Linked DNA regions of Mus musculus: region 2 is linked to region 1. A link is a loop called in an ENCODE intact Hi-C map of the cell type or tissue named here. Cell type or tissue: left cerebral cortex. All regions are shown on one strand.

The links. A loop is a pair of places that touch in the nucleus more often than their neighbours do. Peaks named below come from ENCODE experiments on the same cell type or tissue, not always from the same donor. Only the 100,000 strongest peaks of a DNase experiment are listed, where the experiment ranks them.
Region 2: it touches region 1 in a loop (2.0-fold over the local background); 2 of 42 quality-filtered maps call a loop at or near these places.

The regions. Positions count from the first base shown.
Region 1 is chr15:12,089,934-12,094,933 of GRCm38, forward strand. No RefSeq gene overlaps it. Among named protein-coding and RNA genes, the nearest start is that of Gm34759, 12 kb to the left of the region's middle. In left cerebral cortex, a CTCF peak has its summit at 2,356 (motif pointing right); DNase peaks (open chromatin) are centred at 2,036, 2,330, 3,308, 3,620 and 2 more places; H3K27ac peaks cover 2,521 bases.
Region 2 is chr15:12,147,611-12,152,610 of GRCm38, forward strand. Zfr (zinc finger RNA binding protein) reads left to right here. Exons shown (of 20, transcript NM_011767.2): 7 at 1,918-2,109; 8 at 2,563-2,854. Among named protein-coding and RNA genes, the nearest start is that of Mir1898, 21 kb to the right of the region's middle. In left cerebral cortex, no CTCF peak of the experiment used is centred here; a DNase peak (open chromatin) is centred at 2,072.

The DNA.
Region 1 (5,000 bases):
GTGGCCACTCCCTAATGGAACTAGACACAAGGGCTTTTTCTGGCTATCTTCCCCCTCTTGTTTGCCACCATCTCGGTCTCTGGTAATAATACATCTTTTATATTAATACACATTGTGTACTTAGAAACATGGTGAGGTAGAAACGGGAGTCATCAGTGGGATCAGGGTGGTTGCATGCAGCAGCATCGTAGAGAGTTCGTTTCTGAGACTTCCATTCAAGGAAGCCTGAGTCTCTGCAGGAAAGAATTTCAGGGCAAGACCACAGAAGGCGAAGCACTTAGGGAAACAACGCCATGCACACAGTGTGGGCGTGGGCTTCTCCAGAGAGTCAGTCATGCTTAAGGGTTCTCCAATAGCCTCACACACACACACACACACACACACACACACACACACACACACACGAGGGCCTCTGAAACCACATCTTGAAGGGTTACTAAGGGACACAAATGAGCTCACAGAAGGTCCCTGCGGTGTGCAGGATATGATTACAGCTGACAAGGTAAAACCATAGAACATGAGGACTTTCAACAGAGTCAAAATATACCCTTCCCCCTCCCCATAAACAAAGTTTTTAACCTTGTTTCCAGGGTTCCAGAAGATCGCAGGTTTATGTCTGGGAGAAGAACAAAATCACACTCAAAGATCGCAAGCTCTTAGGCCTTCACCCCTGCCCACTGCTACGTTAACCTTCTCATTTGAAATCTCTCTAAAGCGGATGTTGTCTCAGTGTCGACTAGCTTCACGGCAAGTTTTGTTCATTTGATGGAATTCCTGACTCTCAGCTGGAGAGAACCTTGAACCAGATTCTGCAGTAAAGGGCTCCTTCCTCCATCCCCCTTAATTTCCTGTCTGTCTGTCTGTCTGTCTGTCTGTCTGTCTGTCTGTCTGTCTGTCTGTCTTCTCTCAGCCATAAGAGGGAGAATGTGGGATGCTGCTCTAAGTCCAGGGGTCAGAAAGCCTGAGAAACAGTGTACTGAAGATGTCCAGGGTGGGAGAAAATGGGTTCTCAGTTAGAGCAAGCACACTCACCTCAACTTTCTGCCATACTTTACATGAGGAGGTGTGTACATTTGTCCCTTGTGTCTGGCTCCTTTCACAACCATGCCACCCTTGTCTTCCTTCCTAAAGTCATAAAACTCTACCATGACTTTCTTCAAAATCTAGCCCTGAGCCAGGTCCAATGGCACAGGCCCATAATCCTAGTCAGTACGGAGGCTGACGGCTGGAGGATCATAAGTTCAAGGCCACACAGGACGTTGCCAGGGAAACTGGCATTCGCTCCTTGGGTTCTTAGTCTGTCTTAATGGGGGTTCTAGTTCCAGCGTGAGGCACACTGACCACAGTAACTCACACAAAGGAAAACAGTTACAGTTTAGTCCATTGCTGTCATGGAGGAGGACATGGCAGCATGCAGCCAGACGTGATGCCGGAGAAGGCACTGAAAGTTCTATTACACCTTGAACTGCAGGCAGCAGCAGGAGACTGTGTGCCACACTGAGTGTAGCTTGAGCCTGTGAGACCTCAGAGACTGCCCCCGCAGTGACACACTTCCTCCACCAAGGCCACACCCATTCCAACAAGGCCACACCTCCTAATAGTGCCACTCCCTATGGGCCAACCATTCAAACGCAAGAGTCTATGGGGGCCATACTTATTCAAACCAAGTCTATTATTAATAACTAATAATAAATCATCTATTAATAAAGAATTTGGAAACAGACTTGGAATGAAGACAGTTCTATCAATTTGAGAGAAAAACAAGGCAGGCAACTTGTAAATCTCAGCGGTTCCCAGGAGGAAGATGATGAAAAAGAAAGAAAGAAGAAAGCCATGCCTTTAAGAAAACAGCCAGGTTCAGGAATGGAGGCCCACAAGCCAGCTACTTGGCAGACGAGCAGCTGAGACGAGCAGAAAAGTTTCAGAAGGGGGGAAAAAAGAGAGTGGAAAAGCCCAGAATGTCCAGAGGAACACACTCTGGTTTTGCTTAGTATCTGGAATAAAAAGAAGAGATGGAAGAAAAAGGAAAAGTCACACATTTATGAGCAACTCAGGCACGTGGGCGGGCTGTGGTCTTACATGATAGGAGATCTACAAGCAGTTGCAGGGGAGAGAGAGTACTGGGAAGGCTCCGTTTATTATCTCATTAAAGGGATGGTTACTCTTTCCATCTCCTTACCATGGCGTTAGGTGAACCAGCTTTCTAAAAAGTGGTCTCTTGGATGGATGACTGACAGGCCCGACTGAATTAACTTTTAAGGAAGGAGACAATAACCTGCAGTATTCTAATCTTTGCAGCAGATCAGAGTATCTCTCCATCCAACATTAGAACTGATGCAGTTCCCACAGAGGCCAGAAGAGGGCACTAGACCCATCCTCACCCCCAAGAACTTTACGGTTGTGAGCGACCATGTGGGTGTTGGAATTGAACCTGGATCCTCTGGAAGAGTAGAAATGCTCTTAATTATTGAGCCATCTCTCTAGCCCCGAGATTCCATTCTCTTGACCTTTAATGGGCCTTAACAGAACCCTGAAAGCTGTCCTCTTTTGTCTCCAGGGCTACTTAAGGAGTAAGATCATCAAAACAAAACTCCTTCTTTGTTTTTTGTTTTTTAATTTTTTAAATGGTTAAACAATTTTGAAACTTGAAGGAGAACATTCTTTTTTTAAATTTTTTAAAATTAATTATTTTATTTATTACATTCCAGATGTCACCCCCCCCTCCTGGTTCCCCCTCCCACAGTTCTTCATCCCTTTGTCTCTGAGAGGGTGCTCCCCCCACCCCACCCCTGGGCATCCCTGTGCCCTGGGGTCTCAAGTCTCTACAGGATTAAGCACATCCTTTCCAACTGAAGCCGGATAAGATAGCCCTCTGCTGTCTATATGCTGGGGATCTCAGACCAGTCTGTGTATGCTCTTTGGTTGGTGGTTTAGTCTCTGGGAGCCTCCAGGGGTCCAGGTTAGTTGAGACTGTTGGTCCTCCTATGGGGTTACCATCCCCTTCATCTAAAGGAACACATTCTTAATAGCTAGAAATATCAATTATATCCAGTGCTCGTTTCCCCTACAATATCAGGGAAAGTATTGAAATACTCCTTACATATAAAAATAAATTACTACAGAACCGAGCTTGCAAATGGAAAGCATACGCCTCTGTTTTCTTTTACAAAAACACCTTCAGCTGGGTGGTGGCAGAAAGAAGGGTGTATTGAATTCCGAGTCTGGAAGGCTGACCGGCCAACAGCGTAGGCGGCTTTGTGAGGACGCCTCTGGATCAACATCGTGGTGGATGGCTTCGTGACAGAATAAGGAACCAGAGAGGTACAAGCAGGGCCAGGCTTTGTCTTTTGTAACAATCCTTTCTCACTAAAACTAGGTCCTAGAAAAATGACGCTGGGCCTTGCAGGGCAATGAGTGCCTAGCGTCCTCTACCGCAGAGTGATCGATCCCACAGGCTTTGACATGGCTGCTTTGGGACCTGCCTCCATGCACGGCAATCCTGGGGTCACACTGAAATCCACATCCAGGCCGGAACGAGGAAACGTCTTTGTCTGTAATTTTACAAAAACGTGAGGCATGAATATGCTTTCTTTTCTCAAGCCAAGCCTGGCTGTCTGATTGCACTGCATTACTGTATATATAGCTCTTTGGGTTAAAGCTACTGGCTTCAAGCTCTCTCTGTGCTCAGCCTCTCCACCCTGCTTTCTGTAACTTCAGCTTCCTAAGACTTAAATTTAGCCTGGAGGTAAAAAATCAAGGAGGTTCAAAGTTGACACTGGAGGGTAAAAATCAAGACTGCGTATCAAAGCGACAGCGATAAAGGAGTGTCTTAGCTCCCAGATCTCACAGTTCAGCCGCTCTTCCTCAATCAGGGTGTCTCCATGGTAACTCACTTGTGCCTCTGAACAGTCACGAGGCACACTCGATTACTGTTCAGCTTTCCTTACCCCCTCCTTGCAGTTGAATTATCACAGCCGTTGCCATGGGAGGCTTTAGGCTCTCTGTCTCTCTGGGGTGGGCAGAGGCATTTTCATGATCCATGGACACTGGGCTTGACTACGCAATGTGTTTGTCGATTGAATATTAATAGATGAAGATGTTTTTAAGGTGTTTGTATGGCTTGGCTGACACCCTTGACATGGGAGACCTGTGTGGCAGCCTTGAACCGAACCCACAGCAGGAAACAATGCCATCTGACTTAACACTTACAGGTGGGATACACACATGTTATTAATGTTGGGAGCCATTGAATGTTGCTGGTTTTGCCTACAGTTGCATTATGGTGAAACCTGACAGTTCCGGCCCCCTCCTTGGACTTATCCCAATGTTTATCATGATGTCCCCATGTCATTTCAACTGTTACTCACCAACAGATGTGCACCATGGCTCTGGTTACAGTTAGACACCTACCTCCTGTGACTAATTCTGTCCTCCCTGTAGCATCACCCTCATTTCTGCTGTCAGAGGCCACATGCTTTGGCTGCTGCTTCATTCAAATGCCTTTGACCAAGTAAACCCTATGAGAAACACCACAAGTGGAGCCACTCTGCTATTACCTAGGGCCCTACAGTTTGACTGATTTATAATAATTAGTAGTCATAATAAATTATTAATAATAAAAATATAATAATAATTGTTGTTCCTGTTATTTCAATATAAGACTTTTGTCCCTAGGGAACTGTCTTAGTTTAGGTTTGACTGCTGTGAACAGATACCATGACCAAGGCAACTCTTATAAGGACCAATTTAATTGAGGCTGGCTTACAGATTCAGAGGTTCAGTCCATTATCATCTAGGCAAGAGCATGACAGCATCCAGGCAGGCATGGTACAGGAGGAGCTGAGAGTTCTACATCTTCTTCTGAAGGCTGCTAGGAGAAGACTGGCTTCCAGGCAGCTCAGATGAGGGCCTTAAAGCCCACATCAACAGTGACACGCCTACTACAAAAGGGCCACACCTTCTAATAGTGCCACTCCCTGAACCAAGGGTATACAAGCCAT
Region 2 (5,000 bases), 58 kb after region 1:
TTGATCTTATAGAAGCCTTGGGTTGGGTTTCCAGAGCTTTGTGCTAACTCACTTAACCACAGTTCCAGGGGTGTGGTGCCTCTTCCCTCTGAGGGTATCAGGCATGAATGCTTTTGATTTGTTTTCTGAAATTTTAGGGCTGGAGAGATGGCTCAGTGGTTAAAAGCACTGACTGTTCTTCTGATGGTCCTGAGTTCAAATCCCAGCAACCACATGGTGGCTCACAATCATCCATAATGAGATCTGACGCCCTCTTCTGATGCATCTGAAGACAGCTACAGTGTACTTAGATATAATAATAAATAAATCTTTCTTTAAAAAAAAATTTTAGCAGCTTGGCATATAAAAAGCATATTTGGGGAGAGTAGGTCAAATTTAACTCTTCACATATTTCTGTTTCCAGCTCTATTCTACCAGTATATCTCTCCACCCCCTTTTGAGACAGAAGACAGACAGACACAGGGTCTCACTATGTAGTGCTTGGCTCATCTTCCCTCTACAGCACCAACTCACTGTGTATGTAGACCAGGCTGGCCTCAAACTCACAGAGATCTGCCTGCCTCTCCTCCCAGGTGCTGGGATCAAAGGCGTGTGCCATTATGCTTGGCTTATATGTACTCTTTAATTTATCGGATTAATTTTGTTTTTAATACATAATCCTGCAATATTTTTTTTTGGTGTTTTCTGAATTATTGACACCTACTTAGTATTAAAATATATGTACTCGTATTCATTCTTAAGCAATCTGTTTAACTAGATTAAATATTAAAGTGCATTCAGATTTTCAAATTTAAATTTTATAAATATAACTTTTTATAAAGAACTACTATCATGCAGTAGTTTTGCAGATTAATTCTATAATCAGACTTGTGTAATGATTTTTTTAAGTTATTATTTTCTGTCCAGTGTTATACACAAGCAAAAAAAAAAAATAAAAGTTCTTAAAACTATGGGCAGTTTATCTTATATATAGTCTATTTATGAAAGTACTTTTGTAATTCAAAGCTATTGGGTTAAAAACAAAACAGCTCAGTAATGTTTTCCAAACAGACTTTCACAAGTTTGATCCCCAGAAGTCATGTGTAAAAGATGTCTCATGTTGCCTGAGCTTAGAATCCTAGTGTTCATTCAGAAAGCAGGGATAGTCAGATCCCAGGCACTCACTCCCTGGATGGTCTCAGGAAAACCTTGCCTACAGAAAGGCTGGGCTACCCTCTCAAACAGAAACATAGGTTGTGCTTGCTCTGTTTACTCTTCAGCACACACACACTCAAGCATGTGTACCCATACATAGAATATTGAAGAACATTGTTCTTAGAAGGTTAAAGATGTAGTCCCTGAATTCAGTCCTTGGTACCAAATAGCAAACTATTGTTAAATAACCTGCAGAGAATTACAGATCATCCATACAATCTCCCCTGTTCTTAAGTGCTTTGAAAATAGCAGATCTCATCCATGCTTTCCTCATTCTCTCCCCTTTTATTTTATTTAATTTATTTTGAGACAGTAAGTATACTATTACAAAGCCTGGGATAGCCTTGAACTCAATGATTCTCTTCCTCAGCCTACTGAGCACTTCTATTACAGGTCTGCACCACACACTTGTTGGATTATTTCTTTTGTTTTGGGCATCTGTTCGTTTGGTTTTGGTTTGTTTTTTTTTTTTTTTTTTTTTTTGTTTTTTTTTTTTTTTTTTTTTTTTTGAGACAGGGTCTCACCATGTAACTAGCTGGCCTGGAACTCACCATGTAGACCAGGCTGTTCTCAAACTCAATGCAGCTCAGTTCTGCCTCCTGAGTACTAAGATTAAAGGCATGTGCCAGTCAGCTTATGATCCCATTTTTAAATGAGTGTTAGAGGTCTGAAAATTGAATAGAATGTTATAGAAAGAAAATTTGTACTTTTTGTTCAAAACAGACTTATAAAGAGCACTTAGAAGGACAGAAACATAAAAAAAAGGAAGCCGCATTGAAAGCCTCTCAAAATACCAGCAGCAGCAACAACTCAACTCGTGGGACACAAAATCAGCTACGTTGCGAGCTCTGTGATGTGTCTTGTACAGGAGCAGATGCATATGCTGCCCACATTCGTGGTGCTAAGCATCAGAAAGTAGGTGTTTTGGTCCCCCCTCCCACCCACACACAGCCTTATGTCTACTCTGCTTACTTTCACTTTTCAACAGGGGTTTGAAAACACTTGACTTCCATTTTTGAAACCTTTGAGTGTGTTATAAACCTTGCTTAAATGTTAACATACATCACGGTAACATCAAATAGTCATTGCTTAAAAGACAAACACTAGCGACCTTTAAGTTGAGTTAAACCACTTGCTTTACAATTTGGGATTCATTCATTTGTCTTGATTAACTACAGACTGATTTGCTTATAGACAAGTCCTTTCATCAATAAACACAGATGTTAAAATGAGTTTTGTCTATAACTGAAAAAAACATAGCAAAGAAAATTAAGTTTTGATTTTCACTTTATAGTCTTACTCAGACAAACTTTTTAAAAGACAACAACACATTTGAGTTTCCTGACAGGTGTGCTTTTTGTTTTGTAGGTGGTTAAATTACACACAAAACTTGGTAAACCTATTCCTTCAACGGAACCAAATGTTGTTAGCCAAGCTACTTCTTCAACAGCTGCATCTGCTTCAAAACCAACTGCCTCTCCTTCAAGTATTGGCGCAAGCAATTGTACTCTGAACACGTCATCAATTGCAACTTCTTCAGTGAAAGGTCTTTCAACTACAGGAAACTCGTCTCTTAATAGTACATCCAACACTAAAGTGTCAGCGATACCTACCAATATGGCTGCCAAGAAAACATCTACACCCAAAATAAACTTTGTTGGCAAGTACTAAAGATTGATTCTTTGTGTTCCTCCTAACTGTCAGAGTGGTTTTTCTTTTCCATTGTATTGCTGGCTATTGAACCCTTATGTGTGCCAGGCAAACACTGAATGGCTAAGCAGCCTCTGTTCTCTCTGCTCTCTAAACAATAAATACACAGTCAGATACCCTTTCTGACACCTATTGCAAGACTCAGCGGGTACCGCATTTCTTAAGAGCCAAGCATGTCTCATACCTGTAGTATCGATACTTGGGAGTCTGATGAGTCAGAAGGATTGCTGAAAGTTTGACACCAGCCTGCATTTGGCTCCAGGCTAGAATAAGCTATTACGATAAAAACTAAAAAGCAAACAGACAAACAAACAAACAAACAAAATCAGCTCCTGCCAGATCCACTGGTCAGTTTTGGTTTCATCCTATTGACCGCTTTAACTTAAACTTGACATAATTGACTGCTATACCTTAAACCTAAAATAAATCTTAGTTTCTAGCATATATGTCCATCCATCGCTTTTGGGGGGTGGTATCTTACTGATTCTCTACCCATGTTTTTGTTAAATGGCATTATTCCTAAAATTGTGGTTCTGTGTCTCATCTCTGTGTGCAATAGCATCCTTAGGCAATTTCATGCATTCTAGTGTATGCAGCTATAAAAATCTGGCAATATCAGAATCCCACCTGAGTTTGAGAATCATATTTTGGTTGCTTGCTGATCTTCTAATAGATATCCCCTTTCTATTGTGTCCCATTACAAGGATACTACAAAATACTCATTAAAAATGACTGATTTTTCCCCCTTTTTTAAAGGGAGAGCTTCACTAACATTATTCCTTCTTTTTAGTTGCCTTTTCCCTGTTGCTATTTCCTTATCTATACAGTGCCTTTCCTATATTTATTCTCTTCAAAATAATCTCTGTGTTCTTGTTAGTGTACCTTCTCTTTTAAAATCTTCACTGGCCGGCCTTTATATGTAGGATAAAGTCTATTAATGACTGTGTCATCCAAGCCTCTATAACTGACCTGTACCTCCTCTCTTCCCTTTATGTCAGCTCCACCTGGGGAGGAGCTGATGCTACAGCACTGACTTTCTTCCTTTGTACATGCTGCACTTTGTGTTTAGACATTACTCTCTTGCATCTTGACTGTTCATTCTCAATGGTAGTCTCTCAAAGCACAGTTCAGATGACACAGCCTTTGTGAAGTCATTTCTACCAGATGAGGGGGCTTGTGACTCTTCTGCTTCACTCTTACAACATTCAGCTTCTACTTAGCACAGGACATTAGGAATGCTTGTGCCTTCCTTTAAATTATGAGCAGCTCAATCATAGTTGCATTGACTTTTACTTTTTTTATTATTTACTTATATTTAGAGATTTATTTATTTATTTATTTGTTATATGTAAGTACACTGTAGCGGACTTAGACACACCAGAAGAGGGCATTAGATTCCATTACAAATGGTTGTGAGCCACAGTGTGGTTGCTAAAATTTGAACTCAGGATCTCTGGAAGAGCAGTTAGTGCTCTTAACTGTGGAGCCTTCTCTCCAGCCTGTCTTATACTTTTTAGTACAGTTTTGCTAAAGTTGTTATTTGACAATTTCTTACATGTGTATAAAATTGTCTTGTTCTTTTGGTACCTACTTAGCTTTAAGATCATTAACAGTATGTTATTCTCCTGAATATGTTAAATTTAATTGGTTAAAGTAAAAGCAGTGATTTGTAGGGTTTTTTGTTTTGTTTTGTTTTTCCATATTTGAGGCTATTCACACTTTGAATTTAGAATAAAAACAGATGCAAGCTGGGAAGACCAAGACCACAGTGGGTAAAAGATATGCCAAGCCTGATGACTCCAGTCCCTGTTAGCATATGGTAGGAGAGAGGAAAACCTGACATGTGCTTATGGCCAACACAGACTGAATATGTAGTTCCATTGAAGCTTGCCTAGCATGTATAAACCTGGGCTCAATCCCCGCCCCCACATCAACTCCACATTTGGGAGGTAGTGAACTGCCAGAAATGATAATGCCCATGTCAGAGATGAAAAAAACAGGATAAAACACTGTGGAGAGGTGGGGATAGATAAATACCAGTTTGTTATTAATCACAGTTTAGGGAGTTCAATATCAGTATAAACACAGGTTATATT